Linked DNA regions of Homo sapiens: region 1 is linked to region 2. The links are chromatin contacts, found by Hi-C or POLR2A ChIA-PET in ENCODE. All regions are on one chromosome and are shown on one strand. Each heading gives the region's core, a stretch centred on a gene start or an enhancer-like site at or near the end of the contact. The rest is flanking DNA. Distances are from core to core; before and after follow the strand shown. Region 1 holds the start of DONSON (DNA replication fork stabilization factor DONSON). Region 2 holds the start of IFNGR2 (interferon gamma receptor 2).

Region 1 (2,956 bases), core at 93-2,592, 190 kb after region 2:
CTTTACCTTGGCTGATGCGGTATTTTCATCCCTGGTTGAGATGATCAAGCCTCTCTGTAAAACTACTTTCCAAGCAAAATGCTTCTGAGAAGTATAAATGTATTTTTAAAAATAGGCTCAAATCCTATGAAAAAAAAGTTTATACAAATACACATTCTAATGATATTTAAAAAGTATTACCTGAGGTAATTCAGTAACAGTTGTTCTTTCAGGAAACTTCTCTTCCCATAGCAAATCATTTTCTTGATTAGAATCTAAAAACTGAGGTTAAATATATTCTCCTTTAAAATTTAAAGGATGCTGAAGTTTGCGTTAAATATGTACAGAGCCTCACCTGGCATACATGTTTCTCAATAAACGCAAGTACACCTAAATTCAGAGGCACCCCATCCAATCTATGAGTTTCAACACTTCAGTTTTGTGTCTGAACTTTAGTATCAAAATTGAGGGGAACAGGGACCGGCGTTTCAAACCGAAAGATCCAAAAGGCTTTGGGTAAGACAGATGCTAGTGAATTCTGACCCCACGAATCCTCGACATTCCCCCATCTCCAGAATAATTTGGAGTGCGTGAGAGAAGGGAGGCCCTAAATCACGGGGGAAGCAGGGCTTGTCACCTGCCCCATCGAACAGCGTCCTTGCAAGATGGGGGCTCTCAGGGTTTTTCGAGCTCTTTTCCAAGTCACCTCTAAGTCCTCTCCAAGGGGCTCCTCGCTGCCCTCTGGGGCCCCCTCACTTTCCTCGGGAACGCGTCCCGTGAGCACAGCCCGCAGCGGGGTAGCCAGGGGAGCGCTCTTCCCACAAACCCGGCCTTGCCAGAATCGCGGCTCCCAGGGCGGGGTACCCTAAGGCCACGGGCGGCCGAAGTCTTCGCGCCCATTTCCTTGCCTCGAACGCGAGGACTTTCCATCCCCCATTCACAGCTGGCTCAACCCACGAAAGACAAGAGCCCCTTGGCGGCCAGGCTACAAGACACTCACCGGGACCGGGGCCTCCGGCTGCTCGCGGGCCGGCCCGTCGGGGGGCTCCGCGGCGACCCGCGGTCGGTTGTCCAGGCGGGCGAAGGGGTTCCTCCGAGCAGCGGCCGGGCCGCCGCCGCTGCCACCGCCTCTGCCCCCCGCAGCAGGGAAAGGGCGAAGAGGCAGCCCCGCCACCAGGGCGGCTCGGCGGGCCGCCGGCTCCGTCAGCTCACGGGGCGGGGAGGCGGCAGCTCCACGGCTCCGGGCCCTTTTCCGTCGGAGCCGCACTACCTCGGGCGGCTTTCGGAAGCCCGGTGAGTAGCCGGGCACCGAAAGGGCCATGACGCGCGGCGGCTGAGGGTAGCCGGCCGCCCTACAGAGACTTCCCGCGCGCGCCGGGCCCGCCCCTGACGTGGCGCCTCGCCGAGCTCCCGCCCCCGACGCGGCCCCGCCTCCGCCCCCGCCGGTTCCGAGCGGAGCATGCGCAGTGGGCAGCCCGCGAGACGCAGCCCGCAGCGGCGATCCCGGGTGGCCGTCAACGCCCACTGTCCCAGCGGTGACCCTGCCCTGGCGCTTCTGCCAGGTCCTCGGCCAGAGTCCAGTCGCCAGGTTCAGCGACGCTTCTGGAAAGTATGCGATCCAGGGCGCTGATGTGCACTACCCTGTGGGGCACCGAAATAGCTTAACTCTATTTAAGCCCGCAGCAGGGATGTGATCAGCCCGGGGTTTGGCGCCTGGATGAAAAGGAAACAAACTTGAGCTGCGGCGATGGGCTGCTGCTTCCATAAACTTAAGAGAGGGCAGTGGCTACTGCTCTCAAGAGGCGAGGAGAGGGGACTAGGCCACCTTCCTCAACCCCCAGAGAACTCAGATAAGACGTCAGCACGCTTCCTATGCCAGCGCAGCCTACCGACATCCCTCCCTTCCCCGTTCCCAGTGCCTGGTCATCTCAGACTTCCAGGCAGCTGCCACTGGCAAGTTAATGGGATCTTCTTTGATCCTGGGGAAAGCCGGAGTGAATGAATAGTTGAAAACACAAAATTTAAGTGCCTATGGGCTAAGTCTTTTAAGACTTCAAAATATACTCAAATGCTTAAATTATGACAGCAAAGACTTAAGGAAGGTGTTGAGAACGGAGTTGATACAAAATTAATACGTTACTTTGATAGCTTAGCAAAGGCCTGCAACAGCTTTTATCAAGAGTAGTGTGACTTTTGCTGAAAGCAGCAGTTTTCTTCATGGAAGGAATTTTATAGCAGGGGCAAAATATATAGAAACAATGAAAAGGTTTTTAGAAAAATTCCCTTAAGATGTTAATTATAGAATTATCTTGATCATTTGCACAAGAATTTTTCAAACACTTTTCAAATGTGTCAACTGAGCATCTTGTCTTAGCAGAGAAACGTGCTTAAAAATGCAACTTGTTTTATCTTCCTTGGTTTTTCTCAACAATTTCCAAAGAAAATTCTGGCTTCAAATACTGGAATATGTTCATCCGACTGAGGTCTGAGAAAGAAGAAAATTAAAATTGAACAACTTGCTTTTTTCTTCCTTGATTTTTCTGAACAGCTTCCATGGAAACTTTTGCCTCATACAGTGGAATGGGTTCATCCAACTGAGGTCTGAGAAGGAATGAAATTAGAAATGTCAGGTCTAGTTAAAGATAAGTAGAACAAACAGGGTGGTATATGACAAATGCTAGTGCTCAAATCTATTAGTGTATTAATTAATTTTTTGAGACAGAGTCTGGCTCTCTCATCCAGGCTGGAGTGCAGTGGCACGATCTCAGCTCACTGCAACCTCCGGCTCCCGGGTTCAAGCAATTCTCATACTTCAGCCTCCTGAGTAGCTGGGATTACAGGCATGCACCATCAAGCCTGGCTAATTTTTGTATTTTTAGTAGAGATGGGTTTCACCATGTTGGCCAGGCTGGTCTTGAACTCCTAGCCTCAAGTGATCCACCCACCTTAGCCTCCCAAAGTGCTGGGATTACAGGCA
Region 2 (2,700 bases), core at 201-2,700:
CCTTTTTTTTTTTTTTTTTTTTTTTTTTTTTTTTTTTTTTTTGAGACGGAGTCTCGGTCTGTCACCCAGGCCGGGGTGCAGTGGCGCAATCTCCGCTCACTACAACCTCCGCCTCCCGGGTTCAAGTGATTCTCCTGTCTTAGCCCTCCAAGTAGCTGGGATTACAGGCGCCGGCCACCACGCCTGACTAATTTTTGTATTTTTAGTAGAGACGGGTTTCAGCCATATTGGCCAGGCTGGTCTCCAACTCCTGGCCTCATGTGATCCGCCCACCTCGGCCTCCTAAAGTGCTGAGATTACAGGCGTGAGCCACCGCGCCTGGCATCAGTGCATACTTTTTGAAGTGATTCCAAGTTATCGCCCGCTTTTTTCGTGTAACATATAAATACATCTCTGTATCTAGAAATATCCAATGCATAATTCAATTGTCTGCGAGGTATTTCATCACGTATTTTCACGAGCGTGGCCAATTTCAAAATAGTTCTACAAAGAGGAAATGCAAGAATGTGGGAAGAGCAAAAGAAAAGCTCTATGTTGCAAAACCCATTTTTGCTAACGTGTCCAGTGGGCTCCCGGGACGACCTGTTTTTAAATTCTTGGTCTCCCTGCACCGCGTCCCTCCTTTGCTGCGCTAGCTTTATGACGCATCTTGGAAGAACAGGGCAGATTTAAAACCCTCTCCCAACAGGCGTCAAACGACATGGTGCAGGCTCGGGCTGGGGAGCGGGCCTGCGGCTGCCCAGCTGCTAAAGGACTTCCTACTCGTGCACCGCCGCCGGCTCCAGGGCAAACCCCACGCCATTTAGAAATGCTGGAAGTTTCTGTCTCTCCCTCCCCCTGCTCGGAGGCCATTCCCCCCACCCCCAGAGCCCCACCTCCTCCTTCACTGGGCCCTTTCTAACTCCTTCCCCTTAAAACCCTTTTCAAAATGGGGTTGACTGGAGGCGGAGGTTGCAGTGAGCCGAGATCGCCCCACTGCACTCCAGCCTGGTGACTCCGTCTCAAAAAAAAGGGGAGGGGGGCGGGGGAGAGTTGAAAGCTTAATATGTACTTTGGGGGCTATTAAAGCAAACATTTCGACTAAAGGGGCGAATCCTCGAATTGTGCGATCAAGCACCCGAGAGGAGAGTTGGGGGGGGTCAGGAGGGGTGGGGGCTCCAGGGAAAGCCCGGGGGTCTGGGCCGGGGTCTCGCGGGGCCCTTCCGGAAGGATCGCGGCCCCCGAAGGTGGGCGTCCCGCGGGGCTCCAGTCTCCAGGACGTTCCGGGAGGCTCCGCGCTCTGGGAGGCCGGCTGCGTGGGGTCCCCGCGCTGCAGCCGCAGAGGCCCCCCAGGGCCGCGGTTCCCGGAGCGGGAAAGTCCCGCGCGGGGGCGGTGGCCTCGGGGGCGGGACGGGGCGGGGGCGGGGGCGCGGGCGGCCGAGCCGAATCCCCTCCACCGGGACGCCCCGCTGCTGCTCGGGAAGAGGCGGGCCCTGCGCGCCCTGCGCTCGCCATGGCGGTTTGGGCGGCGACGTGAGCGGCTCCGCGGACCCCGAGCGGGGCCCCGGCCGCGACCTGAGCCGCCGCCGAGCGCCCGGGGCCATGCGACCGACGCTGCTGTGGTCGCTGCTGCTGCTGCTCGGAGTCTTCGCCGCCGCCGCCGCGGCCCCGCCAGGTGAGCCGGGCCTGGGCCTCCGCGGCGGGACGCGGGCGCAGCCGCAGCATGTGGGGGCTGGGGGACTCCCGGATCGTGGGGTGGGGGGAATCTGCCGGGTGCTCAGAGTGGGTGGGAATCTGCGGGGTGCTCCTGGTGGGTGGGATATGCGGAGTGCTCAGATCAGGTGGGAACCTGCGGGTGCCCCAGGTGGGGGTCTTGCGGGGTGCCCAGGGCTAGAGGGGCCCGCTGGGAGCCCGCAGCGGGGCTGGGATGGGCGGCCAGGAGTTCCAGACAGGAGCTGGGCAGCAGCAGGAAGACGGGGGGCACCCCTCCTGGCGTCCTGGCCGCCGGGACACCCCTCTCCGGGAGAGGACACTCGGTGCCCCTCCGTGAAGCCGGTAACCTCGGCTGCGCCACCTCCCCCACCCGCGCGCCCGCGCCGGGAAAGCCAGCGTGGCCCCAGTCTCCGAATTTCTCGGAATGAACAACAGCAAATTGAATCCAGGGCTCCGGCGGGGGCCGCCTTTGCTGGCCACTGGTTCTGCAGCCTGGCGAGACTGCGCTTAGTCCCCGCCTGGAGTGCCTCCCGAAGGCCTGGCTGGAAGCTAGACTCAGTCCCTTTGTAGTAGCAGCGGTGGAGCAGGGACCAGCGTCTTGGACGGGTGACCCAGACTCAATTCCGACTTTGGCCGAGGGCATGTTTGACACTGGGTGTGAAATCTAGACAGTTCCCGCGGTCATAGAGATGGGGCAGCAGCATTCAGGCAGGGCTCAGAACTGTCCGGGTCCCATCAGTGTTGGGGCGGAAGAGGAAGAGTGTCAACTGAGCCAGGCATTTATTTATTTTATTGTTGTTTGAGACAGGGTGTCGCTCTGTCGCCCAGGCTGGAGTGCAGTGGGCAGCATCTCAGCTACTGCAGCCTCCGCCTCCCGTGCTCAAGCGATCCTCCCACGTCAGCCTCCCAAGAAGGTGGTATTATTGGCCACGCCTGGCCAATTTTTGTATTTTTTGTAGAGAGGAGGTCTCACTGTGTTGCCCAGGCTGTTCTTGTACTCCTGAGCTC

The links. Hi-C counts contacts between places; a loop is a spot of excess contacts on that map. ChIA-PET counts read pairs that join two places held with the same protein, here RNA polymerase II (POLR2A). Pooled maps may share reads with other maps.
Region 1: a loop to region 2 is called in a pooled map, with 4 times the contacts of the local background. The contact joins the promoter of DONSON here to the promoter of IFNGR2 in region 2. A Hi-C loop is called at or near these places in 6 of 50 pooled maps. POLR2A ChIA-PET finds 5 or more read pairs at or near these places in 3 of 52 experiments (CD4-positive, alpha-beta T cell, CD8-positive, alpha-beta T cell and activated CD4-positive, alpha-beta T cell).

The regions. Positions count from the first base shown.
Region 1 is chr21:33,587,342-33,590,297 of GRCh38, forward strand. It overlaps DONSON (DNA replication fork stabilization factor DONSON), which reads right to left and starts at 1,343. Exons shown (of 10, transcript NM_017613.4): 1 at 980-1,343; 2 at 181-261. The coding sequence starts at 1,300. CRYZL1 (crystallin zeta like 1) reads right to left here. Exons shown (of 13, transcript NM_145858.3): 13 at 2,000-2,580. The coding sequence ends at 2,481. RefSeq lists a silencer at 884-1,573 and an enhancer at 1,032-1,531.
Region 2 is chr21:33,401,963-33,404,662 of GRCh38, forward strand. IFNGR2 (interferon gamma receptor 2) reads left to right here and starts at 1,451. Exons shown (of 7, transcript NM_005534.4): 1 at 1,451-1,654. The coding sequence starts at 1,582. RefSeq lists cis regulatory regions at 1-1,183, 568-1,183, 1,166, 1,176, 1,453 and 2 more, promoters at 399-1,555, 399-1,037, 409-1,576, 1,171-1,575 and silencers at 1,130-1,669, 1,680-1,759, 1,780-1,829, 1,970-2,019.